Linked DNA regions of Mus musculus: regions 2, 3, 4 and 5 are each linked to region 1. A link is a loop called in an ENCODE intact Hi-C map of the cell type or tissue named here. Cell type or tissue: heart. All regions are shown on one strand. Region 1 holds the start of Gm32259 (a long non-coding RNA gene). Region 2 overlaps Tpo (thyroid peroxidase). Region 3 overlaps 2310016D03Rik (RIKEN cDNA 2310016D03 gene). Region 4 has its middle 8.5 kb from the start of Gm15691. Region 5 holds the start of 2310016D03Rik (RIKEN cDNA 2310016D03 gene).

What was found. Peaks named below come from ENCODE experiments on the same cell type or tissue, not always from the same donor. Only the 100,000 strongest peaks of a DNase experiment are listed, where the experiment ranks them.
Region 2: it touches region 1 in a loop (11-fold over the local background); 19 of 42 quality-filtered maps call a loop at or near these places.
Region 3: a loop joins it to region 1, with 3 times the contacts of the local background. A loop is called at or near these places in 7 of 42 quality-filtered maps.
Region 4: a loop joins it to region 1, with 19 times the contacts of the local background. A loop is called at or near these places in 25 of 42 quality-filtered maps.
Region 5: it touches region 1 in a loop (2.7-fold over the local background); 7 of 42 quality-filtered maps call a loop at or near these places.

Annotation. Positions count from the first base shown.
Region 1 is chr12:30,576,129-30,581,128 of GRCm38, reverse strand. Gm32259 (a long non-coding RNA gene) reads left to right here and starts at 3,936. Exons shown (of 4, transcript XR_872635.1): 1 at 3,936-4,007. In heart, a CTCF peak has its summit at 2,913 (motif pointing right); no DNase peak of the experiment used is centred here.
Region 2 is chr12:30,126,494-30,131,493 of GRCm38, reverse strand. All of the region lies in intron 2 of Tpo (thyroid peroxidase), which reads left to right. Among named protein-coding and RNA genes, the nearest start is that of Tpo, 3.6 kb to the left of the region's middle. In heart, a CTCF peak has its summit at 2,730 (motif pointing left); DNase peaks (open chromatin) are centred at 2,233 and 2,693; H3K27me3 peaks cover 373 bases.
Region 3 is chr12:30,448,444-30,453,443 of GRCm38, reverse strand. All of the region lies in intron 1 of 2310016D03Rik (RIKEN cDNA 2310016D03 gene), which reads left to right. Among named protein-coding and RNA genes, the nearest start is that of 2310016D03Rik, 16 kb to the left of the region's middle. In heart, a CTCF peak has its summit at 2,637; no DNase peak of the experiment used is centred here.
Region 4 is chr12:30,048,458-30,053,457 of GRCm38, reverse strand. No RefSeq gene overlaps it. Among named protein-coding and RNA genes, the nearest start is that of Gm15691, 8.5 kb to the left of the region's middle. In heart, a CTCF peak has its summit at 3,071 (motif pointing left); no DNase peak of the experiment used is centred here; H3K27me3 peaks cover 830 bases.
Region 5 is chr12:30,464,351-30,469,350 of GRCm38, reverse strand. 2310016D03Rik (RIKEN cDNA 2310016D03 gene) reads left to right here and starts at 1,993. Exons shown (of 3, transcript NR_045491.1): 1 at 1,993-2,067. In heart, a CTCF peak has its summit at 2,015; a DNase peak (open chromatin) is centred at 1,990.

The DNA of each region.
Region 1 (5,000 bases):
TGTTTATCTTACTGTTTATTAAATGACTCACTTCTTTGCTATGCAAGCCCAGGACCAAAACCTATCCCTGTCTTCAGTGCACCTTTGGTTTGCAACACACAGTAAGTCTGCTTGCATTTTCCAAATAATTGAATGGAATGAATTTATATATGGATTAACATGATTTCAAAGCTTTACTCCTCTGTTCTTTACATTTTACATGAGAACTATTGAGTACTTTAAAGATTTTTCCCACTTAATTAATATATTCAAGCCCTTCCTTTCCTTATAAACGTTGATAACCAATATATTCCTGGAAAATGTGTGTTTGTCTCACAGTTTCAATTTTTTTCCCATTGTCTTCTGTTTAAATTGTTAGAGGAGTTTTAGGGCAAACCTAGCTCATCAGGGAGTACTGAGAGACTAGACTCAGCCACTGTCTTGATGTGCCAAGGAACGTGATAAGTAATGATAAAAAATAGAGATAAAGGTTTAATCATTTCAGCCATATAGCGAATAGAAACAAGATACAGGAGTTCAGTTGCCCTAAGTCTGTCTTCAGGAAAGTGACATGAGGTTTAAATAAAGGGATAATTAGGGTAGACTGGCGAGAGCTATTCATAAGTAAGCAATTTTGTCAAGAACTGGCAGGGTTGATAATTATCTCAGTTTCAGCAGGTGGTTAGAAGTCCTTAATGAATCAGGATAGAAAAAAAATTAAGGAGACACTGGAAGGGAAAGGAGCCCCCTCACCCCTTCCCTGAAATCTCCCATCCATTGAGATCATGAAAGATGGCTGTCTCTAGGCTTTTATCTGCACTGGTCAGGAGACATGCAGGTCATCATGGTCGTGTTCTGGTAACTGACAACAGTGGTGCTGTTGAGCATCCTCCAGCAGGAGAGCTGTGCTCAGGTGATTTCAGGCCAATACTATTGATGGCCTTACCCTACAAGCTCCTACCTCTGAGCCTTAAAAACTTGTGTGCCAAGTGACTTCTCCAACACTTGTGAAAAGTCGGGTGAACTTCCTGGAAGGTAGCTGAGAGCATCTTAGGAAAGGTTCGTAAGACTAAGACCATATCTGTATCTCTTCCAATGATCTGCTACCCAATGTGCTTGGTTCTGAGGATCAAGGAAGATACCACGAGTCTCTACTACAACCTCTAGAAATTATCCTCTGCTCTCTGGTTTAGGACTCTAGTCTTGTCATTCATTTGGGGGTCTAAGAGTGCTGGCCCATGACTTCATCTCAAGGGTGTCTTAGGAGGTGGTGCTGAGCACATCCCTCAGGGCCAGGCACCCATTGCCTCTCTGTGTCTCACTTGAATGATAGTCAGATGTGTAGAAGTGCCTCTGACCTAGGGTAAAGAAAGATAACTTATCACCAAATGAGGGCCCAGCCAGGCCAGACACCAGTCATCTGCTGGAAACCTGACTTGGGCAGATGCTCTGTGGATTCCTAATCCATTTTGACCTGACCTACAATCCAATTTTTTTCCCTTTAGTATCAGCTACAAAATTTTAACAATGAATTATTTGATAGCATTTCTCTTTTTATTAGACGTTTCAAAGGAGGTCAAAAAAGCGTTGTTTGACTGTTCAGGCAGGAACTCCTGGAAAGACCAGGACCATCTAATCATGGTGCTCTTAGGGAGCATGACTTTGCCAGTCAGCTGATCGTCTATGTTGCCAGCAAGTCTGACTTCTTTGGTCATCTGATCACCAACTCCACACGGGCTTGGCATCTACCCCTGGCCTTAGGCCTCGTTTTTGCTGCTTCCTAGCTTTTTCTTAGTTGAAACACCTAAAACAGCATTTTTCATCTGTCTGATGTTCAGTTTTGCACATTGCTACAACACAACGGAAGGGAGAATGGCCTGCATCTGATCCACTGTATACAAGAGGAACAAATACAAGGGATGGATCATATTTCTTCTTAGAAGATACCATGAACCCTGAGTGAGAAGCACAGAGTCTCTCATCCTTCTCCTGTGCTCCTCCTGTCTCATTTCCTGAGATTGTACAGTGCTCACCTTAGTGGTCATGACCCAGTGCTCACCTTAGTGGTGATGACCCAGTGTTCATCTTAGTGGTGATGACCCAGTGCTCACCTTAGTGGTGATGACCCAGTGCTCACCTTAGTGGTGATGACCCAGTGCTCACTTTAGTGGTGATGACCCAGTGCTCACCTTAGTGGTGATGACCCAGTGCTCATCTTAGTGGTGATGACCCAGTGCTCATCTTAGTGGTGATGACCCAGTGCTCATCTTAGTGGTGATGACCCAGTGTTCATCTTAGTGGTGATGACCCAGTGCTCACCTTAGTGGTGATGACCCAGTGCTCACCTTAGTGGTGATGACCCAGTGCTCACTTTAGTGGTGATGACCCAGTGCTCACCTTAGTGGTGATGACCCAGTGCTCATCTTAGTGGTGATGACCCAGTGCTCATCTTAGTGGTGATGACCCAGTGCTCATCTTAGTGGTGATGACCCAGTGTTCATCTTAGTGGTGATGACCCAGTGCTCATCTTAGTGGTGATGACCCAGTGCTCACCTTAGTGGTGATGACCCAGTGCTCACCTTAGTGGTCACGACCCAGTAGCAGCTTTGTCACTACTGTGCTCCTAAAACCCTTGTTTTTTGTTCTACTCCTCATCCACTCATAGCTGTAGCTTTTTAATATTGCTTAGACTCAAACACACACACACACACACACACACACACACACTCACACACACACACACACTCAAAACATCCAGAAGTTCAAACCGCGATTCTCTCTTTGTAATTACAATAGTATCCGTATGAGAACAATCGCTGTCACTCCTGCAAAGGGAGGAGTCATTTACTTGTCATTTCCCCAGTAGTCAGAGGTCTGGGAAGACATTCTGGTCTTGCAGGCAGGGCTTTCAAATACCTTAACTGGACACTAGGGGGAAGCACCTTCCTTCCAACAGGCCAACAGGCAGCCTGTCATACATTTCCACATTTGAAAAAAGTAAACTTTCATATGTTCAGTTTCTGAAGCGAGAGCTTTAGTTTGCACCATTAAATATATTTATTGAGAATGATGGAATAGATAAACACAGCATTATTTTACTCCTCTGGCATAGATTAAGTTTTAGAAGACTAGTCATTTAAAAATTGCCTGTGAAAAAAATTGGTAATCACAGGTACAACATTTAGAGAAAAATACCTACTGAATCTGATAGCACACTGTCATTTTATACTTATGATATTTTATTATTCTCCTTTTTCAATGCTCGTGGAGACATTCACATAAACACTGAGCAGGACACATCCCGCTGTCTTAGTTTAATTTATTTATCCCTGTCTCCTTAAGTATGAACCTCTCATGTGGCTCACCAATCTGTGCCATTTATTTTCACACCTTCAACATCTCTAGCAGCACGGGGATGGCTGAACAAAAAAAAACCACATGTGATAACTCATTTAGAAACTGCCCCAAGGAAGAGGCTATGTCTTCCATTTCTAACCAGGCACACCTCTGTAAACTGCCTTATATTAACAGACAGGCTACTCCTTAAGAGGAAGGAAGGGGGCAGAAGGAACCCATTGCCACTGCATTTTCTTGGGACAATGCAGTCAATACAACACAAGGAGTCCCGATTTCTGCCTCATTCCTTACCACCAAGCGATATGCCAGAAGAATATGCATATTTGGGGAGCTAATACCAGCAGGTGCATTGATTATAACCCTCAGCATCTGAATACTTTTATCTCTCCTTTTGTTTTTGTTTTTTTTGCTTTGATTCAAAATAGAAAAAGAAAAGAAAAACGCACCTGGCTCTATGGCTGGAGGTACAGATGCACAAACACTCTCTTGGGTGTTTGCTATATTTGAAGTCAGGGAAGTGAGAGGAAAGCCAGCACAGCGTAGATGAGCAGCTCTGTCAATGTTTGTATCTAAACTCCAGACCTCTGGTGGCTCCAGGTGCCACCCTTGTCAGCCCCAGCCTCCTGCTCCTGGTTGGTGAGTGCCGTGCTCTTCTTTGCAGGCAATGCCAGGTAGGCAAGGGCTTGGGTACAGGTGAAGCATGGCAGTTTTCCTTAGCTTATTTTCCATGTGTGTAGTTTTTAGTTACTACTACTTGAGCCAGAACAGTACTTCTGGAGTCTAGCCCAGTAAAACTAAGAGCCAAGGCCATTCATGTACCTACTGAAGTCAGACAGAGAAGCCAGGGTAGACTGGATGCAAAAGTAGAGGCCCTGGCATGGAGGCCAGTTGGAGCTAGACTTTAGATTTTGCTGAATTCAGCCTTCACTGAGAGACAAGGATCAGGTCAGGGCAGATCAGGTTCAACACAGCATGTGGTTGCCTGGTTCCAGAGTGTGTAGGAGAGAAAGTAGAAGATGGTACTGTAAGTAAAACTGTTGTCTCATTTGAATCACTCTTGTCCTTAGGAACAGAACTCCATAGAACCAACCCTGTCCTTAGGATCTCATGAGTGCTCAGGTAGGCTGGCAGTTGCTTGTCAATCTACCTCACAGAAAGAGGTCATGCAAGCCTTCTGGTGGCCAAAGTTTTCAAGAGGATCCTTGAGTGGGAGGTTGAGGACATTGCTGGGAAGAGAACTGAGAAGTTCTGTCTTTGTTGCCAAGTTTAGGGGGGCAGAGGTCACAGCTAACTGTGTGGGGCTTGGGCAGCTGCAGGGGAAGAAATCCTACTTACCTCCAGGAGCCAGATTTCCCTGCTTAGGTTTCAGGAGCCACGAGGCCTCCATGCTTTATTTTGGCAGAAACAGGAAATTGGCCAAGGCAGGAGTTCTTTGGTCACTTGGGTTGTGTGTTTGCCCTGCCTGAGGCAACTTATTAGGAAGAAAGTTTAATATAGGCTCGTGTTGTGAAGATTTTAGTTCACGATTGGCTAGCTCAGTTGCCTTAGGTCTTTGTTGAGGCAGGACATTCTGTGGGGACACATGGTAGAAGATGCTGCTCACATTATGGTCACAGAGAGCAAAGAGATAGAGAGAAGGCTGAGTCAGCACTATTCCTTTCAAT
Region 2 (5,000 bases), 450 kb after region 1:
GTTTTGGTTGAGTTGTATGGGAAATTATAGTAAGAAAGCTACTGAAATATATGGATTAACATAATCATTCTTTGCTATAAAGAAGAAAAACAAAGGATAGAATGAAGGGACAGAGGGGGAAGGGGATGGGAGGGGAGGGAAGGAAAAGAAAGGAACCTGGAAAAAGAAGGGAAGAAAACACAAGTAGTCACCCTGAAGCAAGCTTCCTGGTGGCAGGATGCTGGAGAAGGGCCACTTGCTGCCTCCAGTCTCTTAGATACAGCCCAGCCATTGGGCCTTAGCAACCTCTTCTACATTCAGACCTACTTCCTGCTAGGAGCTACATGCTGTTTAAATTTTCTGTCTGAACATCATGACTGTACTGCAGTCACCCTGCTGCCTTCCCAGGCTCAGGAGCTCCTAAAGAAAGCATCCTTCCATCTTTCCTTCTGGGTATCAGCACTGTCTACTCTATAAAGCACTTCTTCTGATGGGCATGTCACTCCCCTTCCAAGTCTGACTACCACTACAGGTATTCCTGGTGAGCATTAATAACTTGGGAATTGTGTTTCCATGACAACTAAAGAAAACAAGAGGGGTTCTCCTTTTAAATCTCCAAGAAAACCTAAGTATCCCCATTTGTACCAATCCTTCTAACATCTGGAACATGACAGGTGTTCAGCACACCGAAGGAAATAAATCACTTTTTCCTTTTGTTCAATAGCTATCGAGACCCTAGAGGAATAAAGCAAGACTGAAAAGATAGAGGTCGAGTCTAGTCAAGAACTCGATATTGCACCTGTGAGCTGTTCACAAAAACATCTGCACAGTGTGGCTTTAAAGTTTTGAAATGATATTATTTTACAAAATGAGGATATGGAACATCTGTAACTCTGCCCACAGAGTGTTTGTTTTGTCCTTGAAACAGGGTTTCAGTATGTAATCCCCATAGCGCTGGAAATCACCATGCAGAACATATAGATCTTCCTGCTTCTACCGCTGCCTCCAGAGTGTTGGGATAAAAAGCATGATTTACAAATCTGTAATAGTGACAACTCTTTTGCTTACATTTTAATAGTATATAATAATGTACAACATGACTTCTATAATGATAGTGCACTTTAGAGTGTATTTTACCATTCATTGGGATATTTTTAAGCTGGCTTCTTATCCATCTACTCTATAAATTTCTTAGGTAGAAAATCTGCTGGTAGTGATGCCACACATTGGTTGGCAAACATGGGAGAGGATGAAACAGGAGAATCACAATGTCAAGGTCAGCTTTGGCTGTACCTTCAGTCTGGAATCAGGGAGGACTTGCTGGGCATGTGTGAGGCCCTAGAGTTAATAATTTTTTTAAAATCATCAAAATCACTACTCCTACCCTTCTACTTCTGCTTGGGGTCGTAGCGCCCCTGTGATCCCACCTGAGGCAGGAGGATCATGCGAACAAGGCTAGCATCAGATGTATAGCACATTTGAGTGAACTCAGCCTGGACTTTGCAAGACTCTGAAATAGAAATTGCTTCACAATGGTTCAATTTTCTATTCTTTAATATAAGAACGTTTATCAGCTGAAAAGTAAACAGTGCCTTTGAAACAGTAAATATTCACCAGTAAAATGTATTTGAAACACAGTTTTCATATGATCTATTTCACTACAACCAAAATTAAATATACTTGGAAAATGAGAATGCAGATGACTTTGTGCATTTGGGGGACATCAATGACACTTTGAGAAGCAAAGCTATAGGGGACAACACACACACACACACACACACACACACACACACACACACTTACTATGCAAAGCCAGATGCCTCAAAGCACAGAGGAAAAGAAACCTCGGCACCTGGAAATTCAGTAATAAACTACTGAAAATGAAAAAAAGGTTTCATTTTCTCCTAAAGTATACCCATGACCATTATAAATCTAGGAAAACTTTGCTCGTAGCCTCTCTTGACAACCCTCTGTAGCACATGCTCCATGAAGCACTGCGTATTCCTCTCAACAGACTGAGATGGGCTTCCAGTGTTTGTGCAAAATTAAGATCCATGTGAAATTATCTTTATGGCGAACTCAGCGGCTCGTTGTAGCTGTGAAAAGAAAATAAGATGCAAATGAACAGCGTGAGCAGGAAAGCTGCCTGCAAATCCTGAGATTGGGAAGCCAGCCTAGTGGGGGAGTCTAAAAGGAAAGCTGGCCAGCTCTGTTCCAGTTCACCAGATTTCTGAAAACAGAGATCATCAAAACACGATCCACACAGAACGCTGAGTGAATCCCAGGTGACCAGAGTCAGCCAAGGGCAGCACGTGGGAGCCTGGGGCCTCTGTGGCTTTGGACAGGAAGACATTGGCTTTCTTTCACTTCTTTTGCTTTGTATTTGTGAACATGTCTGGAAGTATGTAGCCTGTTTCTTTGTCCTGGCATACGGTATCTTCATGTATAATGGCTTCTTGCATTCCAGTTATGAATATGCAAGAGGTGGGATTCTAGAGGCCAGTGTGCCTCCCAGAGCAGATGGCACTTTCAGGACATACACATAGAAAGCCGGGACAGGGAATAAGTCATGTTACTCTCTAGAATTTGGATTTCTGTTCTAGACAAACAGAAGAGACCAAGTTGAAATTCTTAGGATCATTGACTCTAGCCTCAACCACAAGTCCGAGATAGCCTGGCCACCTGCCTGCTGGGTAGATCTTGAGATGCAAAAGAATGCCACAGGTCTTAGAGAAGCACTCTGTTTCCCCCTGCTGGTCAAGAAATCCATTGCAGAGTATCTCCCCACTCCCTACCAGGAAGAATGAAAGGAGACTCCAGGTCTCTAGGCAGCCACACACTTCCAGGAACCCACATTAACAACACAGCTGCCAGCCAGTGGCCAGGAGGCAGTCCCCATTTATCTGCCTATTTGAAGCTTGTTCCCTAGTAAGAAACAACCCTTCTCTTTCCCTTCTTTCTTTCCTTCCTCGCCAAGTGTCTGCCCCAGCAGCTCCCCTGAGAAGTCAGCACACAGACCAAGGTCTGCTGGCAGCCAGTTTTCTCTTGTTTATCCTTCCTTTGCCTGTCTAATTCATTCGGCCCCAGAAAGTTGAGGGAAGATGGGCAGAAGAGAAGATGCTCTCCTCTGATGCGGATGAATGAGACACCTCTAGTCATCCCAAACATAATTAATTTAAAATCTATCCGGCTCCACAGAGAGTTTAGAAGATCACAGAGGAGAAGTGTTTCTGTGGGAAATTTTTCAACAGAAAAATCTTTAGTTCAAAGATAAAATTTGAAATAATCAACCTTTCTTTAAAGTTGGGCAAAATGGAAGCATAAGCAATACATGATCGTGATAATTTAAATATCAGCTTAATATTGGTCAATAATAGGATATTAGTTCACTGGCAGCTACTATTCCCCAGAAATGCACATGACACTCACATATGCATGTGCGCGCGCGCACACACAAACACACACACACACACACACTCACACATATACACAGACACACACAGAATTTTTCTCCATAGGTAATTGTTCTACACAAGCATTTAGCTCTCACATAATGCTTCTACTAAGTTCAACCTCCACCTGGGTACCAAATAGGTAAAGACTATGTAGTCAAGCACCCTAAGGCTCATAGTGCACAGGGCACACAGTGAAGAACTGATCCTGTTTCGTTCGGCTGTATCCCACTCAGAGGGTCTTTATTCTGCTAAGAAAGAGGGAATGAGTTGGATAATTTAAGTAGACACTTGAGGGGATGGAGGGAGTGGACACGGGTGTGTAAGGGTGCTTCTGCCCATGTGCATGTGTATAGAGGCCAGAAGAGGGTATCGGGGTTCCTACTCTATCACTCTCTACATTATTACCCTAAGACAGTTTTGATTACCGAACCTGAAGTTAGACTGGCAGCCAATAAGCCTCAGTAATCTTTCTATCCCTGCTCTGTGCAGTATTGCAGTAAAAGGTGCATGCAGCCATGTCAAACTCTCTTCCTGGATAATGGGATCTGAGCTGAGGTTCTAACGCTTATGCAGTGAGTGTTCCTATATACACTAATCCATTTTTTTAGTGCCGGATGGCAATACATTTTAAAGTAAGGGGGAATCAAGCTACCATACCTAGAGCTTTGACAATTAAACCGTATCCTTGTAGATTTCGAGGATCTTAACAGTCCATGGAAAGGAGTGTGGTTTTCACTCTGTGGACATCAGGGTCTTTGTGTTGTGAGGGGAGGCACAACCCAGCATGTCTATATTTAGAAAGCCACCTGACTTACAGCAAGAACAAAAAAAGAAGTGAGTTGTCTGAGACATAACTTTTCCCACTCAGCAATGGGGGTGTACAGAACTTTCCAAAAGGCATTAAGGCAGTGAAAGGAAAAGACACACATTTTCAAGGGTCCCCAACTCCACTTGACTCCAGACAACATGTCAAAGACTATCTTAGTCATTGTACTGTTGCTGCAAAGAGAGACGACGACCAAGGCAATGCCTATAAAAATAAAACATTTAATTGGGGACTTGTTTTACAGTTTTAGAGAGTTAGTCTAAGATGATCATGGTGGGCAGATAGGCATGGCATTGAGAGCTTTGCATCCTGACCCGTAGGCTCCAGGCAGAGAGAGAGAAACAGACGTTCACGAAGGGCGGGGGGCAGCAGACTGATCCTATTGTGGGCTTTTGATACATTTACACCTACCCCCAGTGACACATCTCTTCCAACAAGGCCACACCTATTCCAACAAGAACATATCTCCTAATCCTTCCAAATAGTTCCACTAATTGAGCCAAGCATTCAAAGAGATGAGCCTATAGGTACCATTGTTATTGAAATCATGACAGAGGCCATGAATACTAGTGGGGACAGAAGTAGTTCAAGTTGAAGATGAATATTTGGAGGAGGATAGCCAGAAATAAAAGCCAAATTAAGCAAAGATGTCATAGAGGAGGAAGAGAAGAGAAGTCAAGAACCAAGGCTGGGGCAAATAGGACCATAGACAAGAGATCCAGCATCTTCTGGCCCTCTGA
Region 3 (5,000 bases), 130 kb after region 1:
TCCAGTGTAGGTGCCTTTCTGCCTCAGCTTGGGAGGGCACAGGGTGAGGATGAGCGCCTTCCATTTCAGACGACGGTGAGAGGTCAGATGGCAGGTTGGTGGGACTGGGTTCAGACTGGGTTCAGGGTGAGGTGTCCACTTCCTTATGGGGTCTAAGTGATGGAGTTTCATCCTTTTCTGCATCTGGTGGTCTTCTGTGACTGATAAGTTAGTTCTTAGGCCTGTTTTCCTGTTACGATTTTAATAATCCTTCCACACAATCTTAAAATCCTGATAAACTTACTTCCAGGAGTAAGTCATTTTCAGTCTGTGCTGCATGGGTAGTGCCAGATATATGGTATCACCCACATGTTCAGCCAGGCATCCTCGATTCTCAAAATGAATTTAAAAGCTGCTTGCAAAATGGAGACTCAAATTCTTGAAAAACCACTGCTCTACACATCTCATAATCACTTCCACCAGAGAGCATTCTGATCTCAACACACCAGTGTAATAATTTTCCCTTCCATAAAGTTAAATGACTTTGGGGGCTGGAGAGATGTGTCTGTAATTAAGAGCATTTCTGCTTTGGCAGAAAACCTGAGCTCAATTCCCAACACTCATGTCAGGTAGCTCACAATCACCCCTAACTCTAGCTTCTGGGATTATAAGACCTCTGACCTCTGCCCACCTGTGTTCATGTGCTCAGGCCCTACTCAGACATAGGCACATAATACACAAACTTAAAAATGAAATTCTTTTAAAATCTATTTTTGACATCCATATTTTCTTTGCTGCAATAGGTTGTCTCTGAAATACTGGGTGACTCAAACATCACTGTAGGAGGTGTACAGGTCTTGTCAGACAGACCGTTGCATCCCATGGTACCTTTCGACACTTCAGCTAGTTGCAGCTGAGCATGCTCCAGCTTCCTTTTCCCTTCACAGGTTCAGGGAAAACAGTCCTTAACCCTGTTTATCAAGTGCAGCTAAACTGCCATTCACTTCCTACTTAATAAACTAATGCAAATGTATGGGAGAACACAGCCATGAAACAGTCCAAAGGTCATCTATGTGGTTCTCAGTATGGTCACGGGAGGCTGGAACACGTCGCTGCTCTCTTCTCTGAGCACCTATAAAATCTCTCCTTCTGCTACGAGTCAAATCATCTAACAGGAGCCACTGTCAAAATGATGAATAACAAGACCCTACCCTTCCTGTCTTCATTTTACATCATTTGATTTGATCTGACTTCTTGAGAAAACATCTCAATATGTAGTCCTGACTGGCCTAGAACTTATTGCATGGGCAGGACTGGCCTTGAGCTCAGAGAAATCCACCTGATTTTCTGTATGCCAAGTGGTGGTATTAAAAGTCTCCGTTACCATACCTGGCATGTTTTATCAATCTTCTGAATCAATGTCAATAATTTTAAGAGGTTATATTTTGCCAATATGTCATGATAAGTTCTTCCATTCTGTAGCAAAAAGCATGAAAATCTGTTCACACCAACTTCCCTCAATACCCTACTAGCAAAACAATTCAGCAATTACATTTGTGGTGTAGAGATTTGCATGCAATTTACTTATAAAGTTGCATCAAAATTTTAATTTCATATTTAAAATGAATCATTAAAAACTAATTTATAAGGAAATTTATATATGGTTGTGTAAAAGCATGACATAGAGGTAATTTAAAGTCATGTTTCTCAATGCTGGACTCCCTATAATTAAATGCTAAACACCTTTGTTAAACTGTGTGTAAATAATTTTTATTTTAGACAAAAATATTAAATGTGCCTAGCTGTACTACATATAACGTTAACAATTTTATGAGTTCTTAATGTAAAAGAGAAAGAAATTCATATCTCTTGCAACCTCATTAGTTCTTAAAAACTAAGTTTGGGCTGACTGTTCCTAATTTGCATAGACATCATAGTGGCACTTGTATAAGAAGAAAGAAAAGTCAATGCTTACCATTGCTTTAATTTTAGAATGTATTTCAAATCTGGGTGATATATCCAAGCTAAAATTATCACTCTCATTTATACTTTATAAAAATAAGTTAGGCTTCTTACTGCTTTTTACTTTCATTAGCAGTACACAAAGATCAACTTAAAATAAACTACTTTTAAAAGACAAATGCACTAGATAAAGTTCAGCATCCATTACAGTCCATCATCGCAATGCACGCCACCTGCTTCAGTAGCGACAGTGTGCTCTTGAGACAATCTGCTGCATTTGGTATGAAATAGAGGGATGTTGCCAGAGTAGCCTGGTCTGCAGGCCCCTGAGGGAGCCTCTTAGTGGTGTCACTGGCAAAGCATGGAAAAGTGCTGGTGCCAGACATGGGGTGATACTGTGTTGGGAGACAGAGACCCCAGTACAGAGGTCCTTGGACCTGCCCAGGCTAGTTTCTCAGCTTGTCCCCTGACTTCAACTCTTCATGTGTTCTACTATAATTCTAAATGTTTTGACAGGGGACCTGTACCCACAAGCATGGGAACAGTGAAAGAGAGGGAAGGGTGAAAGAAGACCCTGTAGACCCTGAGTTTGCAGGACCAGCCTAGGTGGCCCTGTTCCCTCCTTCTGTCCCCTACCCACTCCTTATCCCATTCTGCATCCCCAGCTAACCTTGAAGCCATGTAGACCCCTGGTGGTGGCTCTCTGAACATACAGGGATCTTCATTCCATAACAAACTTTGAGTAAATTAGTCTCCTTCCCAAGTAGAGTTTAATTCTTGGCTAGCCACAGTGTTTGAGTACTTTGAGCTATGATTTGTACCCAATGTACTTTCTTTCTTTTTTCTTTGGACATTGGGTACAGATAAGATTTTCTAACCTTTTAACAGTTAAATTACACTGCAATTTGAATATCTTTGCATATTGGTATTTCTATTTTTATCAAGTTTATAATAGTTCTTAATAGAAGTATTGGACTTAAAGGTGTCAATATTTTAAAGATTCTTGGAATATGATTATATTTTTTGGTTGTCTAAATGTATCTTTGCCATGAATGTATTAATACACATATGGAGAATATTTTACTACATTTATATATTTGATTCTAAAACACTTTCTATTATAAATTTTGTTTTAGTTTTTTTAATTAGGTATTAGATAAAAGTGTCACCTGCAATGGAGGTCATGAGTTAGGACAATAAAATCAGCTATGCAAACAACACTAAGTTTGCTTTACAAAGATAACCAAAAGCACACAGAAGTTAGAGAGAGAGAGAAAGAGAGAGAGAGAGAAACTTTATTTTTCCCTTTTTTAAATAGGTATTTTCTTCATTTACATTTCCAATGCTATCCCAAAAGTCCCCATACCCTCCCCCCTACTCCCCTACACACCCACTCCTACTTCTTGGCCCTGGCGTTCCCCTGTACTGGGGCATATAAAGTTTGCGAGAACAATGGGCCTCTCTTTCCACTGATGGCCGACTAGGCCAACTTCTGATACATATGCAGCTAGAGACACCAGCTCAGGGGGGTAGTGGTTAGTTCATATTGTTGTTCCACCTATAGGGTTGCAGATCCCTTTAGCTCCTTGGGTACTTTCTCTAGCTCCTCCATTGGGTGATCCCAATATTGGATGTGATCCATCCAATAGCTGACTGTGAGCATCCACTTCTGTGTTTGCTAGGCCCTGGCATAGCCTCACAAGAGACAGCTATATCAGGGTCCTTTCAGCAAAATCTTGCTAGTGTATGCAATGGTGTCAGAGTTTAGAGACTGATTATGGGATGGATCCCCGGATATGGCAGTCTCTAAATGGTCCATCCATTTGTCTCAACTCCAAACTGTGTCTCTGTAACTCCTTTCATGGGTGTTTTATTCCCAGTTCTAAGAAGGGGCAAACTGTCCACACTTTGGTCTTCATTCTTCTTGAGTTTCATGTGTTTTGCAAATTGTATCTTATATCTTGTGTATTCTAAGTTTCTGGGCTAATATTCACTTATCAGTGAGTACATATCATGGGAGTTCTTTTGTGATTGGGTTACCTCACTCAGGATGATGCCCTCCAGGTCCATCCATTTGCCTAAGAATTTCACAAATTCATTCTTTTTAATAGCTGAGCAGTACTCCATTGTGTAAATGTACCACATTTTCTGTATCCATTCCTCTGTTGAGGGACATCTGGGTTCTTTCCAGCTTCTGGCTATTATAAATAAAGCTGATATGATCATAGTGGAGCATGTGTCCTTCTTACCGCTTGGAATATCTTCTGGATATATGCCCAGGAGAGGTATTGTGGGATCCTCCAGTAATACTATGTCCAATTTTTAAAGGAACTGCCAGACGGATTTCCAGAGTGGTTGTACAAGCTTGCAATCCCACCAACAATGGAGGAGTGTTCCTCTTTCTCCACATCCTCAACAACATTGACTGTCATCTGAATTTTTGATCTTAGCCATTCTGGCTGGTGAGGAGGAATCTCAGGGTTGTTTTGATTTGCATTTCACTGATGATTAAGGATACTGAATATTTTTTTTTCAGGTGCTTCTCAGCCATTCAGTATTCCTCAGGTGAGAATTCTTTGTTTAGCTCTGAGCCCCATTTTTAATGGGGTTATTTGATTTTCTGGAGTCCACCTTCTCGAGTTCTTTATATGTATTGGATATTAATCCCCTATCTGATTTAGGATAGGTAAAGATCCTTTCCCAATCTGTTGGTGGCTTTTTTTGTCTCATTGATGGTGTCTTTTGCCTTACAGAAGCTTTGCAATTTTATGAGGTCCCATTTGTCGATTCTCGATCTTACAGCACAAGCCATTGCTGTTCTAGTCAGGAATTTTTCCCCTGTGCCCATATCTTCGAGGCTTTTCCCCACTTTCTCCTATATAAATTTCAATGTTTCCGGTTTTATTTGGAATTCCTTGGTCCACTTAGATTTGACCTTAGTACAAGGAGATAGGAATGGATCAATTCGCATTCTTCTACATGATAACTGCCAGTTGTGCCAGCACCATTTGTTGAAAATGCTGTCTTTTTTCCACTGGATGGTTTTAGCTCCCTTTTCA
Region 4 (5,000 bases), 530 kb after region 1:
GACATTGCAATTTTTAACATCTATGCCCCAAACACGAGGGCACCAAAGTTTCTAAAAGAAACACTGCTTCGACTTAAATCACATATTGAACTTCACACACTGATAATACGAGACTTAAACACCAGACTCTCATCAGTAATCAGATCATGCAGATAAAAAGTAAACAGAGAAATTCTGGAGCTAATTGGTGTTCTAAACCAAATGGATCTAACAGATATTTACAGAACATTTCACCGGAACTCAAAAGAATATATCATCTTCTCTGCACATTATGAACCTTTCTCAAAAATGGACCACATATTCAGCCATAAAGCAAGTTTCAACATACACAAGAGAATGGAAATAACTCCCTGTATCTTATCAGACCACTACATATTAAAAGCTGGATATCAACAACAGAAACCTTACAAACTCATGGAAACTAAACAACTCTCCATTGAATGAAAAATAGGTCAGGTCAGAAATAAATTAAAGACTTTCTTGAATTGAATGAAAATGAATACACATGATATGAAACACAGTGAAGATGGCTCCAAGAGACAAGTTCATAGCACTAAATAGCTACATTAAACAACAACAACAAACAAACGGAGAGAGCTCATACTAGCAACCTAATAGCATATCTGAAAGCTCTATAACAAAATGAAATAATTATACCCAAAGGGAATAGACAGAAAGGAATATTCTAACTTGGGGCTGAAATAAATAAATGAAAACAAAGAGATCGCAAAGAGTCAATGAAGCGGAGAGCTGGTTCTTTGAAAAATAAAATCAAGGAAATCAACAAACTCTCAACCAAATAGCAGAATCAGAAATGAAAAGGGGGCATAACAACACCAAGGAAACCCAGAGACTCATAAGGGCATGCTTTAAAAATAGCTACTCTACCAAATAGGAAGTAAAAAAAACCAAGATAATTTTATAGATATGTCCTATTTGCCAAAGTTAAATTAAGATCAGACAAGCTATTTAAACAGATGCATAGCCACTAGTAAAATAAAAGCAGTCATTAAATGTATCCCAAACAAAACAAAACAACAAACCAAAACAGAACAAAAACCCAGGGTCAGATGGTTTTAGAACTGAATTCTGCCGGACGTTCAAAGAAGAGTTAATACCAATACTCCTCAAATTATCACACAAACCAGAAGCAGAAGGAACATTGCCCAATACATTTTATGAGACCACAGTTGCATTGATACCCAAGCCTTATAAAAAGCCAGTAAAGAAATACAGATGAATTTCCAGTAACATAAATTTTAAAATACTCAATTCAAGAATACATCAAGGTTTATCCACCATGATCAAGTCAGCTTCATGCTAGAGATCAATAAGTGTAATCCACTATATAAACAAACTGAAAAAAAAATACCCCACATGATTATCTCATTAGATTTTTAAAAAAGCCTTTGACAAAATCCAACAACTATTCATGATAAAAATCTTGGAGAAATTAGGGGGTCTAAGGCATATAACGAAGGCAGTTTACAGCAAGCCCATGGCCAACATCAACTTAAATGGGGAGAAACTCAAAACAAATTTCCACTAAAATCATAAACAAGACAAGACTTCACACTCTCTGAATGCCTATTTAGTATAGTATTTGAAACTTTAGCTAGAGCAATAGCACAGCTGAAGGAGTTCATGGAGATATAAATTGGAAAAAAGTCAAAGTATCATTATTTTCAGATGATTTGATATACGGAAGTGACCCTAAAATTCTACTGGGGAACTTCTCCAGCTAATAAACACATTCAACAAAGTAGCTAGAAACAAGATTGATGCACAAAAGTCGGTATACCTCCTACATACAAACGGCAAATGGTCTGAGAAAGAAACCAGGAAAACAATGCCTATCACAACTGTGCACAAATAATACAAATTCACAAATAATACAAAATACCTTGGGGTGGCTCTAACCAAGCAAGTGAGAGACTTTTATGATAAAAACTTCAAGTCTTCGAAGAAAGAAATCGAAGGAGATATCTAAAGATGGAAAGATCTTCCGTGTTCATGGACCACTGGGATTAACATAGTAAAAATGGCCATCTTACCAAAAGCAATCAACAGATTCAATGCAGTCGTCATCAGAGTTTCAACACACCTCTTCAAAGATCTGAAAGGACAATTCTCAGTTTCATATGGAAAATAAAAACAAAACAAAAAACAAAATCAAAACAAACAAATAAACAAAGCCAGGACAGCTAAAACCAATCCTGAACAATAAAAGAATTCCCAGAGGTTATCACCATTGCTAACTTCAAGTTAATATTTTTTCAAGTATTTTTATGGGACTTCTCATTTTTATAGGATCTCTCTCTCTCTCTCTCTCTCTCTCTCTGTGTGTGTGTGTGTGTGTGTGTGTGTGTGTGTGTGTGTGTTTGCATGAGCAGTCTCTGAGTTCTGTGCTTGCTCCCATGTTCTTTTCCTTCTGTCCATTTGTCTTGTCCGACTTCATCATGGTGGTTTTTTATCATATTTCATTTTATGTTGTTGTGTTTTCTTATTATCTCTTAGAAGCCTGCTATTTTCTAATGAGAGACAGAAAGAAAGTGGATCTGAATGGAAGAGGGGGTGGAGAGGAACTGGGAGGAGAAAAGGGATGGAACTATAAACTATAAACTGGTCATAGTGTATGAGAAAATAATCTATTTTTAATAACAAGGGAAAATAATTAGAAAACTACTTCATTTACAAGCTAAATTTTAAAAACTAAGATGAAAGTTCTCAACATCCCCATTGCTGTTGCCCTGGGCACAAGCCTTTAGCCTGACCTTCGGGGACACCTACATTTCAAACCATGATGCTCTCTTTACCCACTGAGATTATCCCAGTGCCTTCCCTCTGACAGGTAGCTTTTAATCCCATCGCTTACAACCCATGACAACTTGGTACCTTCTTGACTGCTCCTATCCCATGACATTTGAATAGAACTCCTAGAGCCTTCCAGGGCCAAAAGGTGAAGGACAGCGGTGAGTCTAGGGGAAAGGAACAAAGGTCAAATAGGTAGACTACATCATCCAGGATTTCTGCGAGGTGGCTTTTGCTCTGTCCATTGTCTCACAGCGCCACCTGCTGTCAGATATAGGGGAATCTCACAGTTGCTGAATTTTTTGCCATTGTATTGGCTTTGCTGGGAACATTTACTTTCTTAAATCCCAGTGAGTTGTTTTGAGACTTGCACACAGAAGCCTTTTCATTTCATCCATTTTGGTTCATTTTTTTTGGTGTTATTAGAGTTGTACAAACAAGGTTAGTTTCTTACTCATCTGTGAAACTGAAGACCGTGGTTTACAGCTGACTCTTGCGTGTGGCTGTTGCAACATCCTCTTAGCTGTGCTGATGGCTTCCCCAGAGTCACATAGCTACATGCTGAGAGTACACACCTGTTCACTCCTTCCTACTATCACCTGCCATGCACCTGCAGGGGCAGATGGGCCGAGGAATGGCAGAGATGCCCAGCGTCTGCCTCACGCTAGACTCCAAGCTCCAAAAATATCCTCGAGTGTTTCAAGCCGGAAGCTGTAAGCTCTGAGTTCCCTTCCCTCGACTCCAACACTAGTTTCACAGTATTTGGCCAGCGTGTTGTCCAAATCACAGAATGTGTTTCTCTGCTGTGCCTTCAGCAAATCTTGTGGCTCCAGGCAGGCCTACTACCCTAAAATAGGAAAAGCCTTAAATAAATGTATGACCCTCCTGCACACTATAGAGGTTCAGGAACACTGGGTATGTTTCTACGGTCCAATAAGAAGAGTGGAAATAAACTATCAAGAGCTACAGAGGAAAACCCAGCATGGAGTCAGACAGTGGTAGACTATTGAGACCGTTAGGCATGAGCAGCGTGTCGGGTTTGTTCATGAAAATGCAAGGGAATTACATGATAGCAGGAAGTGCCTCCTTTGGGGTCACCTTGAGTTTGGCTGAGAGTAAAGGAGAGACTAAAACAAGGTGGCCAAGAACCCAACACTAAAATCATCCTGGTGCTAGTTCTGTGAAACAGCCACCCCATGAGCAATGTCACCTGCATCATAACTGCCACCTGTTCCTGGGGACTACGTGTAGACCTCTGGTGCCCCGCTTGACCTGTGGGTGTTGCGAGTTGCAGTTCGTGGCGAGTGCAGTACAGGCTCTTTCTTTCCTCTCAGCCTCCTCTCCCTGGCTCAGTCATAGCAACTTGAATGCTCAGCCCGGCTAGCCTTCCATCCTAGGAAAGTTGCTCCTAACCACCACCACCACCACCTCCACCACCTCCTCCTTCTCCTCCTCCTCCTCCTCCTCCTCCTCCTCCTCCTCCTCCTCCTCCTCCTCCTCCCTGTGACAAGTTTGTCCTCCCTGTGTCCATCCCACCAGCCTGACCCATGCAGGGGCAGCAGCAGCAGTGCGCCTCGGACCCTCTGGTATGCTTCACAACAATTCATTTGTCCCCGCAGACTCAGCACACAGCACTCAGCACACAGCACTCAGCACACAGCACTCCTGGATCTCCTGTGTCCCCTTTCTATGGTCTGCTCTATCCTGCGAGACCGGGTAGAAGATTGTGCTGTGTTCTTTTCTTTTTACTAAAATGTCCCCGAGTATAAAAGTGGCAGCCACAAGCCTGGTGCCAAGGAAGTAATGGGAAGAAACAGGCTCCCTGCTCCCAAAAGCCCGAACCTGATGCAAAGGAGCTTTCTTCTCCCTGGGTGGGAAGCCCTTACCCCTTTGTCCTTACCCTCATCCCCCACAGAAACAGCACAGGATGCAGTGGGGTGCACTGGAGATGACCCCACTCACTCAATACCAACACCAATAGCCAGCACCACCTTTGCTCTAGAATTAGAGTCCAGGGTGACAATAGACTTAGCCCAGTTAGGCCAGCTGGTGTAAGTCTCCCCTTGGGAGCTAGAGGGTATCCCATATTGGAGCATAAAGGAACTAAAATAGAGGTGTAGTCTGCAAGGAGCCAGCTGTCCCCACCTGGAACACACAAGCCACAGACCCTTGGGCAGGAGAGGAACTGG
Region 5 (5,000 bases), 110 kb after region 1:
CATGACAGTAAATGCTTTAAAGCCATGGACTGCCTCTTCTCATGGGGATCTGCCATGGGGAGCAATGGAGCAGGTCTTCATCTTAAGAGCCGAGTCTAATTTCCTGCAGAGGCCTCTCAGTGCTCCCAGCCAGGGTTTCCACCAAGTCAAACTGTCTGCCATGCAAGTCAAGGACTCTCTCCTCCTATGGGGACTCAGCTGGTGCACTCTCCTCCCCACTTTCCCCTTCAGCCCAGGCTAGATCCAGCCCGTGGGCCCCCACTTCTTTGTCAGCTCTTCCATGGCATCCATTGGTGTCTGGGGTGCCTAAGAGTCTGAGAACCTGATGCCATCGGCCTCCATACAGGTTCCCAGAGACCTCAGCCAACTTCAGCAGGTCCCCAGGGACCTCAGACTGCACTTCCCCACCCCAGGACCAAGGTCCTGCAGCTTCTCATAGCCCGATGACCGCCCGAGTCGGTGTGGAGTCTTTGATCCCGCGTCCAGCTTCACCCATGGCCCCAGGCCCTGAGCGGATGATGAGCCACCATTAAACCTACAGAAAATGGTTTCATAAAACTTCACTTTATGTCTCTTTAATATGTAGAATTGCAGCTATGTATTAAACTTCAAGACACTTAGTTATCACATCAAAGAATGGGCATTTTTCACGTAGTATCTGCTTTTGCTCGCCCTCATGAAGGCGAAGTATTCTCTGCAGCCTGCGAGAGAATTGATTTTAGGATCTGTGACTGGACTCTAATTAATCCAGTTAAACCCCATCTTAGAAGCAATGTCAGAACTCATTTGTTTCCGTCTCTCTCTTGTTCTTACTCAGGATAAGCATCGTGACACAGCTTGGGGCTTGGAGCATAGCTCAAATCCAGGTGCTGAAGTTTCAGTGACAGGCTTGTGATGTTGCAGGAAGGAGGTGGCTCCTGGTCAGAAAAGGTGTGTTCTTGAAGGCGATATCAGGAGGTTATCTTTCTCTCTTCCTACCTCGTGAGTAAGAAGTGAGCAGATTTGCCCCACCACACGCTCGCAGTCCCCATACTTTTGCCTCGGCCCTAAAGTGGTAGCAGTCAAGCAGCCATGACTGGAATCTGGAACTGTGAAGCGAGTAAATGGTTTTTCCTTCCAGTTTGATTTTCTTGTACATTTTGACAGAGAAATGGAGGCTAACTATCGCAAGGCCTTCTGTTTACCGCCGAACTGATTCTGCTTCCTTTTGGATCTTTTGTAGCTATATTGTTGGTCCTTGTTATTTTAGTATCTTTGTGTATTTTAGAAAACGGCAATTATTGTGCTAGCAACTTTCTGAGAATCGTGCACATTTCAAAATAACTAAATTATGGAAGTTGGTTTTTCTATATCTAGTTATACTTGGAAGTCGTCCCCTAATTCTGTTACTATAAGAAGATGTTTTGATGCTTAAAATGTTTTAACTTTTAGATTAAATATCTATTTCAAAAGTTAATTGAGTGAGAATTATTTGGTTTTGTTTGTTTGTTTGTTTTTGTTTGTTTGTTTAGTTCAGATTTTGGGGGTTTTGTTTGTTTGTTTTGTTTTGTTTTTTTTAGCTACTTGGGACTTTTAATATTATGCTTGAAGTTAGAGAGCCTTTCTGATTCTCTCAAGTCAGGATTTTATTTTTTTTCCTTTCATGTCTATAAGAACTTTGCTATTCTTATGCACAAAGTGCTGAGAAAAAAGATAGGCTAAAAGGTTAAAAAAAACCTTTTGCTTTTTTTTTCTGATTATTGTGAATAATTTAGTTGGATGGAAGTGCTTCTAAGTTTCAGCTAAAATAAAAATAGAATATTGGGGTGTGTAGTTCCCATTTCCTGCAGAAAGGATCTCCTTTGAGAACTGACTGATCTATTTTGGGGAGATATGCCAAGTAACCCAATACACAGGACACAGCTCTCAAGGAGACTCTGGTGTAAGACACAGAGGGCATGTCCCAGAATAGTCACAGAAGAAACTACAGTCCCTGGGGAGTGAGGTGACGATGCTGTCCTCTACTGTCACCGCTGGATAGTGCAAAGGACCAGGAGCAGACTTGTATAATGACAAGGCCTCGTGCAGGTAAGCTTCACAAACAGTTCATGGCCACACAAGCTGGACACGAGGACTGGCGGATCATCTGATCTCATTTGCAGAAGCAGCACCGGGCATCGCTGCATTGTGCTGGCCTTCCTGTAGGTTAGTAGCTATGCTGGTCTGAGGCCACAGGACTCTGGTCATGATCTTTCTCTCTGAGGGTCTAGCTGAACACCTGAGCTGTGTACCTTTCTGTCTGATTCTTTTATTTAATAGAACTTTGTGGATCTTGCATCCCAGGATTAGGATTGAATGATTTTAGCATCAATAATGACAAAAATAACCTTAGGGGACTCCAAGCACTTCCATTATATAAAACACCATGAATTATTAATGATCCCAGCTAATGTGTCAGATCAAAGGAATTCGTGATCACTTTGGGGACACGCTAGAGAAACAACAAATTATTTTGAAAATAGAACTGGAAAGAGCATTTATACTGCCTTTTGTGTAAAAAAAAAATGCACCTTAGGGTAGCCAGACAGTAAGTTTTCTTTTTGTGAAAATGTTTTAGCCAATAAACAAGGAAAGGGTGTGGATATTTGAACACCAGGGGAAGGAGTTGTTATGTGTAGAGAATGAGCAGACCTCTGTAGAGATTCTAGGCATTGTCTCACCAGGGCTGTGGTCCTACCAGAAACAGCCTGGGCAAATTGAAACAAGCATTTGGACCTCTTGAAATAAAAGGAACAGACAAAACACTTTTTAAAACCAACCCTGGGAAATGTGAATCCAAAAGTTTGTGAATGGGATGCTAAGTTACAAATGGCTGGCTGGGTATCCTGTAAAAGAAGGCTGTCCAGAAAAACCTTAGGGGATATATTTGTCAAAATAATTTATGTGATTTTTCTGATTTTTTTTCCAAATGCACAATCTATTTTAAAATGCATTTTTTGAAGCTGTTAGGATAAGTGCAGAAATAAAAGGAATGGCTGAGTATCTTATAGCATTAAAAGGCTACTGCTAATTAACTTCATTTGATCATATATTGTTGGTAGGTTTTTTAAATGTTGGTGTGTCTTTTGGGGAACACGTGGGACTATTTAGAGATTTGAGTGGAAATGTAACTTGAAAATATTAGCAGAATTCCATCATAAAATAAACACAAGGCATTATTGATACCAAGAAAGGGTGGGGTAAAAATAAATGTCTAGATAATAGAAAATGGATAAGACAGTGATACAGTTACAGGAACACAGGCAGCTCTGGAGTCAAATTGGAGAAGGTCACCTGTAGTGTGAGGGACAGGAATGTAGCAGTTTCAGAAACTGTAGGCAGATGCCCTGAATATAAGTCAGTACTGAATTCAACTAGTGCCTTCCCTAGGCAGAGATCTGAAATATTCCCTAAAAAGTCTGGAAAGTGTAACAGTAGAAAAAGTTTTCTTCAGATAAAAGAATTATTAACTTTAACTTTCCATCTAAAACGCTGAAATGTAGCCAGACTTTTTACTATTTTGTGGGTTCTTCTTTCTTCTACCCTTTTAACCCCCTAACACTAGATAGCAGAGAAAAATGATGGGGAAGGGGACATGTTATCATTAGACTACTTCCTGCTGATTAGAGGCATTGAGTTCCTTGGGGCAAGTTGAGCCTTCACCATCAGAATATCTAATTTCTTATTTTTGTTTCTCCTTTTTGCTCAACCCACTTAACAAACCACAACCACCAACAACCCCCCACCACCAACAACCCCCCACCAACAAAAACCCTAACTCTCAGGTCCCTAGCATTTATACCCTCTCAAGAGTCCTTAGAATTCCAAACATCACACAATTGCAGAAACAATCTGTAGCTGGAAAAAAAAATCACACTGCTCCAGGAGACAAATCAGAGTCAGGTGTTGTGGATAATCTGAAGCAGCCCCATATCCCACACCTGGGATTAAAACAAAAACATATTTTTATAATATTCCTATAATTTTTTTAAGAAACAAAAGTGCCAACATTGTCACTACATTGAAGTCTGAAAATACATTTAAAATCTGAAAGACTACAGCAGCCACAGAAGAAACGTGACCCCAGGAGAACAATCAGTTCCCATGGGAATGATGTGCACAGACATCAGCAGGAAAGACTGTGGTTATTCCTGACACTGTGGCTACAGAACAGCCAGGAAGCTCTTCAGGTCTACAGCAAAGCTCATTTTCTGTTCTTATTTGTAATCGTTTACCACAGACCTTAGACAATTGGCCAAACCAAATCCTCCACTCCATCAGGAGGCCCTTCTATCACCTTCCAAAGCTCCTCTGAGTCCATTCTCTTAACTTTTGATTTTTTAAAAAAATAATTTTCAGCTCCTTACAGAGAATCCCTGTCAAGTTTGAAGAACCGAATTCCCTAAAACATAAACAAAACTGACAAAACTTCAGCAAGGCCAAGAAAAGAAAGGAAAGACTGAGAAGCAGAGCTGGCCAAGGAGACATGTTACAACTGGTGGCGCAGACACACGAGAGTTACAAGGGACACTCATAAGCAGCTGTGTGGCCTAGGAGTGGGAAGGCCTCTGGATGTACACAACCTTCCAAGGCAGAATAACAACACAAGAAGAAACCAAAACAAACCAGAGAAGCGTAAAGAGACTGAGACTCACATGCCCCCCTTAAAGAAAAACAGCCAGCTGCATGCATGGATTTCCAAGCCATCAAAAGAAGCCATCCTTCTTCCACTCTACTGAAACCCTGAAGAAGATGGAGCTACCCTCATCCAGGACATAAGTGCTACAAGATGAAAGAACTTTGTACTTTGAACTTCTTAGTCAGCTGTGACTGGCAATGTCCCTATCATCCCTCTTGCCACTTGGGGACAACTGTATCCTTGCTAGCTTAGAATTAATGTCCACTCACATATTTCAGAAGAGCACCAGACACTCCAGTCTGGCCTGGCTGCTACTCACCCTACTGATTTCTCTCTTTTTAAT